2 separate regions of the Homo sapiens genome follow, and region 1 is linked to region 2. A link is a loop called in an ENCODE intact Hi-C map of the cell type or tissue named here. Cell type or tissue: endothelial cell of umbilical vein. All regions are shown on one strand. Links, peaks and the distances in the headings refer to the core of each region. The heading gives the core; the rest is flanking DNA.

Region 1 (8,343 bases), core at 29-8,028, 110 kb before region 2:
GGAGGCTAATGAATGCAATTGCATGTAGCCACAAATACTGCATGATGCTGAGGATGAGGGCACCTTTAACAAAACTTGCAGAGGCAGAGTAAGAAAAAGTCCTAGGTTTATGCACAAAGAAATCTAGAAAAAGTGTAATGTTTCCTTTATTCAAGTTAAGCATAAAAAGGGGAGAGTAGGTGGGGAAGAGGGTGGCACTGGTTAAAGAGCTAGGTAGTAAAATGGGAGTGGATCAGGAAAAAAGAATATTTTGCTTTTGTATTAGTCAGGGATCGCCACAGAAATAGAATCAATAGGATCTATTTATCTAGATCTACATATAGTTACAGATGTAGCTATAGATATATGGGAAGATATTTACTATGAGGGGTTGGCTCACATGATTGTGGAGGCTGTCCCAAGATCTGTTGTTTGCAAGCTGAAGGTTCGGAAAAGCCAGTGGTCTAGTTCCAGGGTGAGCTTGAGTGCGTGAGAAGCAGTGGATCCAATGGTGTGAGTCCCAGTCTGAGTTTGAAGGCCTGGGGACCAGGATCACCAATGTTGATGTCCTTGCCCAAGAAGAGAGAGCAAATTTGCTCTTCCTTCACCTTTTTCTTCTATTTTCTCCTGCGTTTGCTCTGATGTAAGAGAGCAATTAATGTGCCATGTTGTTCTATGTAAACTTTATTTCTTCACACTACTATATTTGGGTCCTCAGTGGATTGTATGATGCCCACGCACACTCTGAGACTGGGTCTTCATTTCTCAGTCTATTGATTCAAATGATAACCTCTTCCAGAAACACCCTAACAGACACCCAGAAATAATGTTTTACCAGCTACCTGGGCATTCCTTAGCTTCGTCAAATTGACACATAACGTTAGTCACTATAGCTTTGTTCTTGAAATATGCTCTGATTGTTTCTAAAACCTTTTTTCCAAGGTAATGAATTAGTTTTGTCAGTTCAAACATTGCAAACCAGATTATTGAATGACTTCATATTTGATAGTGTTTACATCAATATATTGATATTATTAGTAGGTTTGTTAACAGTTTGGAGACAAAAGAAGAAATTAGCACTGATTGCCTATGTAATATACTAAAAGGTTATCCAGGTAGAATATGAGCTTCCTTCTAATTGCTATTAAGGCTGCTCATAGATTAATTGAAGTGGCAAATGGCAATATTATTGTTTAGGGTGACTTACCTAATCCCAGTGCAGCAAATTCAATCTTCTCTCTCACAACAGGCTGTCTCCTATGTGTATCCTCTCATCACCATAGAACTTTGGATAGTATCTACTGTTTCAAAAGATGCTGTCATATCTATTTTCTCAAAAGCCTGTGAGAAAGATAGGGCCAGAATTACAATCTCCATTTTATAGATGAGGATACAGGTCAAAGAGGCTACATGAATTGGCCCTGCAGCTAGTTAGTAGCTGACCTGGGACTTCAACACAGGTGTTCTAAATTCTAATCTGGAGTGCATCTCCTCTGCATGAGAGCATGTTGCCACGCACCTAATTATAGAAGAGGAGTCCTGGGGCAGAGATGAACTCTTTTGGTCAATCTGTTTTCTAGGATTCCCGGAAAGATTTCGAGGTCAAACCTGGACTAATGGTGATTAATTCCTGCCAACAAAGCAGACGTATTTCAGAAGTTTTTGTTTTTAAAATTATTTCTATTTTAAAGAAATTGACTGTTAAATATACAGCACTTTTAATAGTAATGCAAAGTCTATATGACTAGCTCAATATGTGAAAAGATGACAGGCAATTTAACTTTTCTGTGCAGACTCAAGCTCTGTCTTGTAATGGATAGTGCTACCTTAGTTTTATGCTGCATTTCTCAACCTTCCTAAGGATTAACAAACTGTGCATGGTTATGCGAACGACCTGTTCTCCCCATGAAAGATAGCAAGCATGCTGTGATGACAAAACCATGCAATCAGTTTCCAGAAAGGATCATCTACATTCCCCATGCAGCTACTAAAATAAGAGTGGAATAAAACAGAAAGGGCTTCGCTAAAGTAAAATGGGACTCAGATGCTTAGAGGTCATATTCTTCCATTATGTATTTTTGCAAGCATCATCCCTAAAGGTTATCATACAGGATTTTTGCTGCTTTAAATAAGTAGCAGTTGAAATGATTGTCTTTCTTATGTATCATGCCTGTGTTTTCTCTGATGTATGAGAGCAATTACTGTGCCATGCTGTTCTATGTAACCTTTATTTCTTCACATGACAATCTCTTTCTTTTATTTCACATGTAACTCAAACTCCTATTTTGGTACTCCCTGGGGTCAGAAGGAGATGGGATTCAGATAAATATCATTTAAATATAGTCAGTCATGGGCCATAGGTTTTGTTTTCTCTATATATTATTTGACTCAGTATCAAAGGTGCAATTTGTTCTCTGTGTTTTCAATTTAGTGTTACATAGTGTGTTAATTTCGATATGAGCACCATAGAGTATGGCAGGAGCCACAGAATTTAATTTGAGTAAATGCAGGCATTAGGTCCATGATATGGACCAGCCTTTGCAAAGATGTGCTCAGTAGAGCATTAATCCTGTCCTATGAAGAGTCGGGGCGGGAGGAAGGATATTTGGGGAAGGTTACATGCCTCCCTGTGAAATTCATGATGCACATTAGCATATTAATGGCCCTGAGACTTCCTCCAGTAGATACTTTGTTCAGTTTTGCTCAACCCAATATCTCTCAAATTTATATCATTCAATCACGCATATGTCATTGAGCTTCTATTATAGGCCAAGCATTCTTCTAAGTTCTGAAAATACTTCAAGGAGGAAAAAAAAATGTAAAAACTTTGCCCATATGGAGGTCACATTCCAGTGGGGAACACAGACAGTAAGCAAATAAATAAGTGAAATAAATAGTATGTCAGATAGTGCAACGTGCCGTGCAGCTAAATAAAGGGGGTAAAGGAGTGGGGTGGAGTTGAAAAGTTGGATATTTCTTTTATTTGACGGCAGCATCTCCATTGTGCATACTTTTTAAGGCCTTGTGGAACCAGAGTTCTACAGAAAACACTCCGGGTTCCACTGAGTTGGACCCTCAGTTAGAAACCTTTTGCAGCTCACATTCTAGATTCATGCTTCGTGTTTCTTTACAGAAGATGATTCATTAAAAAATACTCTCCATTGTAACTATCGTTTTCTGAATTTGACTAACAATATCTACAGTATGTAAGCCAGTACTTATGTTGCACTTCAAAATTTTTAAGCTAGTTTTGTCCCTTGAGAGAATGAAATAGATAACCAAGATTCAGATTAATAACCACTAGATGTCGGTGTTATCATTGGGTAAGAGAGATGATCTTAAAGCAGGCTTGGTTGACCTAGATAATTCACAGCATAAGTAGACACTTAAAAATATCTCACTAATTTATTAAAGTATAATTGTATAACTTTCAAAAGCAGTTCCTAGAGGATAAAGACAAATATAATTTGGAACAAGAATTAAAGAAACATAAGAATGTGGGCTTATTTACTTATTAATCAAGTTAAACAGTTTATCTAAACACATTCTCTATGATAGTTTCTCAAAGTTAATATATTCGAGAAACCTCTATTGAGCAACTATTATGTGTTAGATACCACCTGACTAGGTACCAAGGAGAATACTGTTTTAAGTGACAGTAGCTTATTAATAATAAGAGTACTTAATAATACAATGTGAGGAAGGCAATATATTTTTAGGGACGCAGATGACAAACACAAAATGCAGAGGAAGGAGGATGGAGGTGGAAGAGGGAAGACTTCAACAGGGAAGACTGACTCGCATGGGGACAAGTCTGGGGTTATGAAGGACTTAGGAACCTTTTGCAATAGTTCAGGTAAGAGGTGAAGAGGTTGGCAGATATTTACACCAACTTATTTCACAGACAAATAGGAACCCATCCGATAAGAACTTCCTATGCAAGACTATTGTGTCTACTTGCTCCCTAGGCCCTATATTCTTCATCTTGTGAAGGGCCTTGTGGTACTGAGAATTCTGAATCTTTACTGTCTATCTTAGGTTCCTGTCAATCAGAATTTACATATGCTCTGTTATCTCTAATCTTAAAAAATAACTAGCCCATCTCCCAATCCACCAGCCAGTGAACTTTCACTGTTCCCACAAAACTCTTAGAATTGACACCTTCAAGGAATTATTGGCACTTGCTATTCACTCACATCTCAACTGGCAGAAATCTGCCTCTGACCACACAAACTGCTCCCACCAATGGTTATTGAAGACTTTTGTGTCCCCAAATCCAGTGGGCCCATTCATCCTTTACTTTGATGGTTTCATAGCATTGGCCACTGTTGAACATTTTCTACTACTTGAAACATCATCTTCCCACAACACCACATTTTCCTAGTTTTCTTCCTAATTATTCCCATAGTTGTCAGATATTTTACTGCCTTTTCTTCCTCTCTCTTCACAGATATTCGTTTGTTCTCACTCTCTGCACTTTCCACAGCGAATGCTTATCCTTCCTCAAGGCTAGCTATTTTTATTTATATGTGAAGACTGAAGTATTGCCTCTAGCTTAGTTCTCCCTCTTTTTACCCCCTAGCATCTTCGAATCAATATATTAAATATTACCACATCTTTTCTTTTTCTCTTAAAACTTGCTGATTCACCAATATATCCTATCTTTCCTGGTGCTCACACTGGAAAGTTTGGCAAAATCTTTGATTTTTCCTTCTCCTTTTGTGACTATATCCAATAAATCACTTATACTTAAACTTATTTATTGAGGACTTATTATACATTCTCAGTGCTTCTAAGCCTGAGATCTTCAGGATGGTAATAAATCAGTTACGTGAAAGGTGTGGAAAGATTGTTTCAAGCAGAGAAGAAAACATTTGCATAGGTGGGAAAGTTTGTCAGAAGGCCAATATAAAAACAGAAATCTGTTTGCATCGTTCTGTGCTTAAAACCCTAAATGCTTAATGTGGATAATAAAGCTCCTCAGGACTCTGACCTTGACTCTTCTCAGGCCTGTCTCATTTCCTGGCCCTTCACTCTTTTTATTCCTGTCACACTGGATTTCCTTTGGCTCCTGCAATGCTGCAAGTTCTCTCTAACTTCAGACCTTCCACAAGCTCTTTCCTTAGCTGCAGGGAAAGATCTCATTGCACTTTCTCCTCTATCTGGCTAGTTCAGACTTATTCTGCAGGCCTTTGCAAGGAGGCCTTCCTTGGCTGGCAGCTCCATCCTCACTTCTGGGCAAGGGAAAGACCTACACGAACCCCTGTGCTTCCCTTTTATAAATAAATAACTGGCTTTTCTCTTGCTTAGTGTCAATCTTCCATGTTAGACTACAGGCTTGATGAGGACAGAACCCTTGTCTGTATTTCTTTTTAACCTTTTATCTTCAGTGCCTCATACTATTCCTGCCATATTGTAAATACCCAATAAGAATTTGGGTGAAAACTGAATGAATAAATGAATTCCAGGATATTGAAATAGAGGCAGATATCAAGGGTCATGGCCATCTTATCCCCGGCTGATAACCTACCCATATTGATGGTCTGTTTTATGTGGAAAAAATACTGAAATCAATTTCAACAATTTTGGATTTAAGTTTAAGAGTCACCTGTAATCCCAGCACTTTAGGAGGCCAAGGTGGGTGGATCGCTTGAGCTCAGGAGTTCAAGACCAGCCTGGGCAACATAGGGAAACCTTGTCTCTACAAAAAAAATGCAAAAATTAGCTGGGAGTGGTGGTGCATTCCTGTAGTCCCAGCTACTTGGGAGGCTGAGGCAGGTGGATCTCTTAAGCCTGGGAAGCAGAGGTTGCAGTGAGCTGAGATCATGCCACTGCACTCCAGCCTGGGCAACAGAGCAAGACCCTGTTTCAAAAAAAAAAAGAGTCATAATCTTTATCTGTAGTATCTCTCATTAAAAAAAATTAAAACCAAAAACTTCCTTTGATTCCTCTCAACCCCCATAACATTTCTATTGTTGCCCTTGACAGAAAAACTCCTCAAATAGCTGCCTATAGTTTTTGCCACTTCTGCATGTTCCATTAATCCATTTCAATGGGATTTTGTCTCTCATTCAACAGGAAGTACTCTTACCAATGTCTGTAATAACCCACATCTTGCAAACTCAGTGGTCCATACAGCTTCTACTCAGGAGAATTGATGTTGTTCAACATTTCTTTTTGTCCTGGAAACATTTCCTTTGGGCTCTTTCTTAGTTCTCCTCACAACTCACTGCTCTGCATTCTTTTGCTGGATTAACTACAACTTCCCAAACGTCAAGTATTGGGGTGACCTAGGGTTCAGCCTTCAACTCTTCCCTCTCTCTGTTTTCTTATCCAATCATAGGGCTTTACAAAGCATCTATTCCAAGCAGAGTTCCAATTTTATATGTCTAGCCCTGATCTCAATCCTGAATCCCAGACTTTCCTATTGAATTTTCAACTTGACACCTGCATTTAGATGTTAATTAGACATTGCAAATTTAACACCTCAAAAACTGAATTTTTGAATTTCCTCTGAAAATCTGTTCCTCCAGAAGTCTTCTCCATCTCAGTAAATGGAATTTATTCTGATAGTTGCTCAATCTAAACATCTTGAAGTCATTCTTTACTCCTCTCTTGCTCTCACATCCCACATCCCATCCATGCAAATCCTACATGCTCTGATTTTGAAATATGTCTAGAACTCTGCCCACTCCTCATTGCCTTCACCCTAGTAAAGTAATCTAACTGGTTTTCCTGATCTCATCCTTGTCCCACAAAAACCTGCTTCCTCCTTCTGCACAGTAGCAAGTGTAATCTTTTACAAAAGTTTGCCTGGTCCTGGCTTCCCATCTCAATCCATCCTTAACATGGCCTTCAAGGTCCTGTGTAATCTTTTCACAGCCTTTCTTTCTGACTTAATCTCATTCTAATTTTTTCTCTTGGCAAACTCTCCTCCAGCCACTCTGATGTCTTTTCTATTCCTCCAGTACTCTGGGTCAGTTCCCACTCCAAATCTTTTGCATGGTCTGCTTTTTTTTTTTTTTTTTTTTTTGGCGGGGGTGATTTTGGACACTCTCTCCAGCCATTAACATGGCTTACTCTTCCCTTGAAGTCTGTTCAAATGTCACTTTATCTGAGAGTCCTTCCATTAACACCTCATCAAAAACAGAATCTTCCATCACTTGGTGTTTCACCCTCCTTAACCTCATAACACTTGCCATCACTTGACATGTTGTATATTTATTTATTTATTTTGGATAGCAGGCACATAAATGATTTCAATCAGAATTGTAAGTAGAAGTTAGACTTATGATCCAAATTCAGAAGACATGTTCTGTTTCCTTTTACTTGACTCAGACAAGGCAAAAAACTGAAAGCTTTTTCATAGTATGTGTACTGTTCTTCAGATACCATATTGCCAAGGACAGTTAATTACATAATAGAATTACATGGTTTCTTCCTGTTGCTGACAATTTAGACTTTTTTTCATGTCTGTTCCTATAATTTTTCTCTAGATTACCCTGATTATTTGTACTTATTTAAACTGATGGGCTTATTTCTTTTATTCCTCCCGCTTAGGGCTTCATTAAAGTTTACTTTGCATAAAGAAGGAGCAGTGGTACTCTCGGTAACTTAGTTTTCTAAGGCAGTTTGAGAAATTCTAAAAGAGTTTACTCGCTGTTTTAACATCATAACATTTTCAAAACAACATAACATAGCAAAAATAATTTGTAAAGAGTTACACAGTAATTTCCCAACAGCCCTCGACACCATGTACCAGCTGGTGCTCTCAGGGTGAATGGCTGGGTAATGGCTCAGTTCTCAGGGAGAAGGAAATGAATATCTAAGCAAGTTTTTTGTTTTGTTTTGTTTTTAAGTGCAATTAAATTCCCTTTAGGCAGACACTTCGTTTTGTTCAAGGCTGTTTTCCCTGGGCCTAGGATTGTGTCTCACATTTTGTGGGTAATGTTAAATGTTAATATGTGCTGAATTAAATGAGTGAATAAATGAATAAAAATAAGCAAAAGGAGTTCACATAAATAGAGAAGAAACATAGTTTTCTGGAAGGAGGTTTACATAAAGTCTGAGGACACCTAGGTTTTAAGCCTTAGCCAAGATAAGCATGCCACAACGTCTATTCCTTAAGTAGTAAAATGGAAATAATGATACCTCATAAGATGGTTGTGAGGATTCAGTGAAAGAACATGAACTATGTTGCACATACTGGATACTAGTTGAAAGTTAAGTTTTTATCAGCCCCCATAACACCTCCCTTTCTTTTTTAGGTCATTACACTGATTTGTCTCCTTCTAGATAAGTAATCGAGTAATCATTTTTGTTGCTAAGTTTGTCGTTATTAGGGATCATAATACCTGAATGCGT
Region 2 (8,343 bases), core at 174-8,173:
TCCTCAAGGTTCATTTGTTTTCTAGAATATGACAATATTCTTCTTTTTGAACAGCCTTCCTTTTAAAGGATTAATAATATTTCACTGTATGTATATACATATTCCTTATCCATCAATGAACATTTAGCTGGTTTGTGTCTCTTGGCTAATATGAACAATGCTGCAATGAATAAGGGAGTGTATATGTCTCTTTGAGATACTGTTTTCAATTCTTTTGAATAAATACCCAGAAATTGAATGGCTGAATTACATGGTGGTTTTATTTTTAATTTTTTGAGGAACCTCCATTCTGTTTTCCATAACGGCTGTCTCATTTTATACTGCTACTAACAGTGCACAAAGCTTCCAATTTCTCCACATCTTTGCCAACATTTGTCATTTCTGGTTTTTACATTTTTGATAATGGCCATCCTAACAGGTGTGAGGTAATGTCTCATTGTGTTTGTGATGGGCATTTCCCTGTTAATTAGTGATGTTGAGCACCTTTTCTTATACCAGTTGGCCATTTGTAAGTCTAAGTAAATATCTATTCAAGTTTTGGCCCATTTTAAATCAGGTTATTTGTTATTTTTAACTATTGAATCGTAGTATTTCTGTATATATTTTGGATATTGATCCCTTATCACCTTAATGGTTTGCAAGTATTTTCTCCCATTTCATAGGATGCATTTTTACTTTGTTGATCGTTTCATTTGCTATGCAAATGTTTTTAAGTTTGATGTAGTTTCACTTGTCTAATTTTGCTTTTATTGCTTGTGTTTTTGGTGTCATATCCAATAAATCATTGTCCAGAACCAATGTTACGAAGCTTTTCCTCTATGTTTTCTTCTAGAAGTTTTATATTTTTAGGTCTTATATTTAAATATTTACTACATTTTAAGTTGATTTTGGGGCATGGTGTAAGATAAAGGTTTAATTATTCTTTTGCATGTGGGTATCTAGTTTCTCTTACACTTTTTGTGTTTCTTTCCCCCATTGTAGAGTCTTGGCACTCTTGTCAAAGATCATTTGACTGTATAAGTAGACCGGATTATTGGTAGTTTCTCTCTTGTGTCCCATGGTCTGTATGTCTATCTTTATGCCAGTACCATACTGTTTTGATTACCCTAGCTTAGAATATGTTTTGAAATAAGGAAATATGAGATGTCCAGACGTATTCTTTCTTCTTGAGATTGTCTTGGATATTCAGGTTCCTTTGTGGTTTCATAAGAATTCTAGTATTTTTTTCTATTTCTACAAAAATAAAATGTCATTGAGATTTTGATGGGGATTGCATTGAATCTATAGATTGCTTTAGGTAGTATGATATTTTAACAATATTAATTCTTTCAATCCATAAACACAGCATGCATTTCTTTGTATTTGTGTCTTCTTTAATTTCTTTCAGCAGTGCTTTGTAGTTTTCTTTTTTTTTTGAGACGGAGTCTGGCTCTGTCGCCCAGGCTGGAGGGCAGTGGCACAATCTCGGCTCACAGCAAGCTCCGCCTCCTGGGTTCACGCCATTCTCCTGCCTCAGCCTCCCAAGTAGCTGGGACTAGAGGCGCCTGCCACCATGCCCGGCTAATTTTTGTATTTTTAGTAGAGATGGGGTTTCACCGTGTTAGCCAGGGTGGTCTTGATCTCCTGACCTTGTGATACTCCTGCCTCGGCCTCCCAAAGTGCTGGGATTACAGGCGTGAGCCACTGTGCCCAGCCAGTGCTTTGTAGTTTTTACTGAACTAATCTTTTGTCTCCTTAGTTAAATCCTAAGTATTTTATTCATTTTGATGCTATCATAAATGGGATTGTTTTCTTAATTTCCTTTATAATTCTTTTTATTGCTAGTATATAGAAATTTTTTTGTATATTGATTTAGTGTCATGCAACTTTGCTGCATTTATTTATTAATTCTAATAGGTTTTTCTGTAAAAGTGTTTAATGTTTTCTGTGTTTACAATCATGTCATTTGCAAACAAAAATAATTTAATTTTCCTTTATGATGCCTTTCATTTATTTTCTTTTTTCTGTTTTCTCTCTTTTATTTATTTTTTATTTTTTTGGCTTAATTGCTTCAGCTAGGACTTACAGTAGTATGTTGAATAGAAACAACAAGAATGGGCATTCTTATCTTGTTACTGCTCTTAGAAGAAGAGCTTTCAGTTCTTCAATGTTGAATATGATGGTAGCTGTTTTCAAACATGGTCTATAATATGTTGAAGTAATTTTCTTCCATTCCTCCTGTATTAGTCTGTTCTCACACTGCTAATAAATGCATACCCAAGACTGGGTACTTTATAAATGAAAGAGGCTTAATTGACTCAGTTTCACATTGCTGAGGAGGCCTCACAGTCATGGCAGAAGGCAAACGAGGAGCAAAATAATGTCTTAAATGGAAACAGACAAGAGAGCTTGTGTAGGGGAACTTCCGGTTATAAAACCATCAGGTCTCCTGAGATGTATTTACTACTAAGGAACAGTATGGGGGAACTGCCCCCAAGATTCAGTTATCTCCACGTGACCCCACCCTTGACACATGGGGATTATTACAATTCAAGGTGAGATTTGGGTGGGGACACAGCCAAACCATATCACCTACTTTAAGTGTTCATTGTTTTTAAAAAGGTGTTAAATTTGGCAATTTTTTCTGCATCTATTAAGATGATCATGTATTTTTTATTATTTGTTTTGTTAAGGCAGTGTATCACATTGATTGATTTTCATATGTTGAAAAACTTTTGCATCTCATGGGTAAATCCCACTTGGTGATGGTATATGATCATTTTATTGTGCCCCTGAATTCCGTTCATTAGTATTTTTCATACTTTCTTCTTTATGCTTCACTCAGAGAAGCTTCATGCATCACTGTTACAGAATTACAGCATTCTCTATTTATCTTTATATCTATCTTTACCAGCATACTTTACACTTTTGTTTACTTGTGGGTTGCTGTCTGGTGTCCTTCCATTACAACTTGAAGGACCCCTTTTAGCATTCTTGTAAGGTAGGCCTGGTGTTTATGAAATACTTCAGTTTTTGTTTATCTGGGAAATACTTTATTTCTTCTTAATTTTTGAAAAACAGTTTTACTTGATATATTATTCTTGGATGGCAATATTTTTTTTTCTTAAGTAGTTTGAATATATCATCCTATTTGCTTCTGGACTGCCAGGTTTCTGCTGAGAATATGCTAAGAGTTTTACGAAAGCTTCTTTGTAAATAATGAATTGCATTTTTTGCCAGTTTCAAAATTCTTTCTTTGATTTTTACAATTTGATTATGACATGTCTTGGTATGGGTTTTCTTGGTTTCATTCTGGTCTTCTTATACCTTAGATGTCCATTTCCTGCCTCAGATTTGGGGACTTTTTAGCCATTGTTTCTTTAAACAAAAGCTTTCTTCATCTTTCTTCCTGATCTTTTGGTATTCAAATAATGTGTATATTGATGCATTTGATAGTGTCCCATAAATTCCTTACATTTTCTTCGCTCTTTATTATTATTTTTTTCTCTTTGTTCCTGACTGGATAATTCCAAATGACTTGCCTTTGATTTTATTGGTTATTCTACCTGTGTGTTCAAGTCTGCTGTTGAAGCCCTGTAGTGAATTTTTAAATTCAATTATTGTATACTTCAGTTCCAAACTACTGCTTCATTGCTTTTTTTAAAAAATTATCTCTTTGTAGATATTGTCATTTTGTTCATGTATCTTGTTCCTGAGCTCATTGAGCATGCTTATGATGGTTATTACGAATTTGTTATAAGATAAAGTTATATAATTCCATTTCTTTTGGGTCATTTCTGGGAAATTTATTTTGTTCCTGTGATTAAATCATGTGTCCTTGTTTCCTTTGATTAGGCCATGGTTCCCTGTTATTTTGCACTTAGATCCACACATTTGAGAAAACAACCACCTCTTCTAGTATTTAAGGACTGGTTTTGTAAATTAAAAGACCTTCGTCAGTCAGCCCAGCTGGAGATTCTGCGACCCCTTAAACCTTTTCTGTTGATATGTCTTCTCTAGATTTGTATGAGCAAATTCTATATTAGAAGGATTTGCTGATATCTTTTTGCAGGTACTTCTAATTTATTGCACCCTCTGGTGTCTGCCTGCAGTACTGCAGATTCTTCGGAGTTTCCTCAAGCTGCCCAGTTCTCTTTTTGTTCTCAGTGATCCCTAGGCTTCTAGCATCTGCTAAGTTCCGTCAGTGCTCTAAGTTGGGTGAGACAGAAACCAGTTCCTGGAGCAATCTCTCCAAAAGCTAGAACACTGGATGCACACTCAACTCTTTTTTCCCGGTGGGGAAAGACTTCTGAACTTATTTTTCCTATTCCATGAGACCCCTGAAGTAGCAGCAAGTCACTCAACTCTCTTGCTTTCAGTGGCCGCCAGTAACCTAGTGTATGCTGGGTCTTGTCATTGGTCTGATTTAGGTGAGACAGAAACTAGACCCTCAAACAGTCTTCCGACTAGCCAGAACATTGGATGCATATGTTAACTCCCTTCCCAGGAAGAAGCTGGGAGTTTGGGGCTTTCTTCACTCATTCCATGCTGAGCTGTGGAGGAAAGATTATGGCAAATGAATATCTACTACTTTAAACTGTCACCTTTGTTCTCAGCTGCTTCCAAGCTGGCATCCTTTCCTGTCAGAGCTTAGATTCACCAAGACAGAAACCAGTCCCTTGGGCAGTATCCTGAAAAGTCTGAATATTGGACATATGGTTTAGTCTTTTCCTACGCAGAGAGAAGCCAGAAGCTGAGGAGATGGGAGAGAGACTTTAGTAAGTAAGTACCATCAATATTTTTTACCCACTTCAATGCAGCTGGTTTTTTTTCCCAAGGTTCTGCCCAATACAGCGTTTGCCCAAGGTTTAAGAACTTATTAATTGGTGTCTGTATTCCTCACAAAGGGAATTAGTCCTTGTATTGTTGTTGAGTTAGTGTCTCCAGTGGGGGAAGAGAGTAGGGCTTCCCATTCCACCATCTTGCCGATGTCACATTCTCATTATTAGATTATTTTAAATAATAAATTTATTCATTGTCAATGTGTCAAACATTGTTACTTCCACTTTCTTTTGGCTACGCTTTTGCTTAATGCTTTTAAGGGAAGCACACTATTCTTTATAAAAGTATTCATTATAGAATACATTGTAAATCCAAACAGAAAATAATTGTGTTCATTTATGCAGTTTTATACTCCCTTTCATAAGAACCCTGGAATAGCTACCTAATGTTTAAACATAAAAATATATATCTTCCTTTTATTTAACTTTCTTTATTTATCTCTATAAATATCTCTATAAATGTATCTCTCTAAATACATAAAGAGTGGAAATTTGGATCCTATTGGATTAGTAGATTTTTCAATATTAACAAACCATGGATATATCTTGAAAAATGTTTTCAAGGGCTACACAAAACACTGTAAGTTTAATTTCCTTAACCTTCTTTCAATTGCAAAACAAAACAAAACTATTTTGACATAAAATAGATTTTGATCATCACTGGACATTATTACCATTGCTTTATTCAACCAATATTCATTTGGATTTACCTACATAATTATCTTTTCTGTTACTTTTCATACACTTCCATTTCTGAGCTTTTACTAGGATCTTTTATTGGCAGAAGGTAGATGATCCCAGTAGGATCGCAGTAATTTTATTTTAATGTCCATGTCTAATAACTCGATTTCTTAGATTTGTCATGGGCCTGTTTCTATAATAGGTTTATCCTCTTGGTTTATATTAAATGTTGTATTTTTATAGCTGTTTTTTTAAGAAATTAAATGCTAGACACTGTATATTAAAAACTATAAAGGGGATTGGATGCTTTGAATGGTATTATACCTCTCCTAAGTGGACTTGGTTTAGTTTCTAATAGGCAGGTAGAGTATGACAATAACTATTCAGATCACTTTACTTCAATTATGAATTCAAATAACTTGTCTGGGCTTCAATCTTCATGACAATTGCTGTATTTCTCATTTACTTTTACTCCTAGAGTGTAGCCATTTTGAGTCACAACTAAATGCTTGGGGTCCTTTTCAGAGCCTGTCTATACTGCTGAACTCGAAATTCCAAATTTTGCCTAACCCCTTGAGTCTCCTGAAAGTTCCGCTCTGCTATATGTTTTGGGATTTCAAATGCCTTGAGACAAAAAATAATATCAAATTCTGGAGTCATTAGTCTGGACCTTTTCCCCTTGGTCTTGGTCCTAAAAATCTTTATTGACAAAATAACTCTTTAATGTTTTTATAAAGATTAAAAAAATTACTTTCCCTAGATTTGATAGGTGCTCTTAGCAGGAAGTTTAGTCTAAAACAAACTATTCTAACATTGTCACTAACAGAAATTTTAATGGTCTCAGAGTAAAGATGTGTGGCATCTTTACTGTTGTCTGTGGAAAACAGTCTCTGCTTCTTATTTATTGTACTATGCCAATAAAAAAAAGCAATCGTTTACTGTAAGAAGTTTGATAAAAAGCCATAGTCCTTGTAGATAATGCTAGAGGGTGAGAATAATATACCCCAGTTTTGAAAATAAATTTATTCTCAGATCTAAATTTTGAAATTTGTAACTTAGGCGTGAGAATAGAATTAAGCAAGTCTAGTCTCAACAGACTGACCAATTTATGTCATAAAAATGTTACCAGTTCAGCCTGGGAGTAAATGCCACTCTTGCATTTTGAAGGTATGGTTATTTGTTAATAGAGACTAACTGAAAAGGTAGTCTGTGAATCAAGAGATATAGTTGCCCAAGTCTTTCCAAGGTATTAGAAACACTTAACTCACTGTATTATAGTCTTTCTGGTCAATACAAATATTTCTATTGCAGTTGAACCCTTACTGATATTTCCTGTTGGTAATCTGAGTCCTCACAATGCCATTCTCCACCAATAAATTCTTTCCCCTTTTCCTCCTCCTCTTCCTCTCTCATTCTGCCAACTCCAGCAGTTGAAGAGTTCCTATTTTTGCTGCAGTCTTATCAGGAGTATTCTCTGAGCTGATCTCATTTATCTGCTAGCCTCCATAAGTTAGTTGTAGGCTTTTCTCTGCTCAGGGCATCTCCTACTTATTGCTAGTTTTTTTCTGGAATTTATTTAATTTGTATTATTTTCTATCATTTCAATAAATGTTGGTGGAAGGAAGGAAGTATAGTTACCAGTCTTCCATTTTGAATTCAAATCCTATTATAATTTAATTTGTAGGCATACAGCTTTTTTCCATATAATTAAATTAATGTTTATCATTCCATAGTGCTTAGAAGAGAATTTAATTGAATTGTGAATGAATTTTGCTTTGTAACTTATTGTTTTGTAACTTTGTAATTTATTGTTAGGTAAAATACTATACTTATGAATAAATAAACCTTTTACCGATTTATTCTACTAGCCAACATTTCTGAAGTAAAAGTATTTTTTTTTTTTTACCTTGGGAATAGATTATGGTTTTGTTTCAGGAATAAAGGAAGAACAAGCAATCTAAAACCCAAGAATTAGATTATACTCATAAAAGATTATTTTATGAGGTTTATTGATCAAAAATTTTGTTAATTTATGAACTGAATGAACAGAAGGTGAAAGTTTAAACATACGTTGACACAACAAAAATTTAAGCTTAGATACAAATATTATATTTTACTAAATTTCATATTTCCGGGATTGCATATTTCCTTTGTAAAACTTAAATTACACACTAAACACTGGCAAAGACATTCTATTTTTAAACTAATTCTGCTTTTCTTTTTAAAGATGTAATATTAAGTGTTTCTATCTATTAGATAATTGGATTTCAGTTTCTACCTCTAGGCACAGGCAAGAGTTTGATACTTTTCCCCCAGTTTTCCTTAGAGAAGGTGCAGCTGTATGAAAAGTGATAACAAAAATAATAGTGCAGTGCTGGTTGGGAGGAAGCATTTTCTTTTTCAGAAATCAGTAGGAACAGAGAGTGATCCTATTTTTCACCTGAGGCAAATCACCATTACAGAACAGAAGAGTGCTCCTCTAGTAAGGGCAGCAGTGACGCAACTTTCTATCAGTGACCATTCAACGTTAGGAACAGTACAAAATACTGGGGAGAGGCTAATTAAATTAATTCTGTGGAAAAGAGACAATATGACTCCATGCAGTCAGGGTGCCTCAAGGGCTTTCCCTCTATCCTCCATCTCCAGCATCACCCAGCCTCTTCTCTTCAGTATCTCACTCACATACTTAATACCTGGTGTGTGACACCTGGTTCCTTTGGTGTTCTTGCTTAAGCTGCAGTGTGAATATTTGACTTGTTCTATGATTGATGAGTGCAGCAGGAAAGAAATGTAATTGCTTTGACTATGCGGCAGTAAATGGATACTTTCTTTGGAAATTCAA

Evidence for each region. Hi-C counts contacts between places; a loop is a spot of excess contacts. Peaks named below come from ENCODE experiments on the same cell type or tissue, not always from the same donor. Only the 100,000 strongest peaks of a DNase experiment are listed, where the experiment ranks them.
Region 1: it touches region 2 in a loop (17-fold over the local background); 49 of 110 quality-filtered maps call a loop at or near these places.

What each region holds. Positions count from the first base shown.
Region 1 is chr4:129,523,726-129,532,068 of GRCh38, forward strand. No RefSeq gene overlaps it. Among named protein-coding and RNA genes, the nearest start is that of LINC02466, 240 kb to the right of the region's middle. In endothelial cell of umbilical vein, for the core only: no CTCF peak of the experiment used is centred there; a DNase peak (open chromatin) is centred at 3,296.
Region 2 is chr4:129,637,295-129,645,637 of GRCh38, forward strand. No RefSeq gene overlaps it. Among named protein-coding and RNA genes, the nearest start is that of LINC02466, 130 kb to the right of the region's middle. In endothelial cell of umbilical vein, for the core only: a CTCF peak has its summit at 4,092 (motif pointing left); a DNase peak (open chromatin) is centred at 4,077.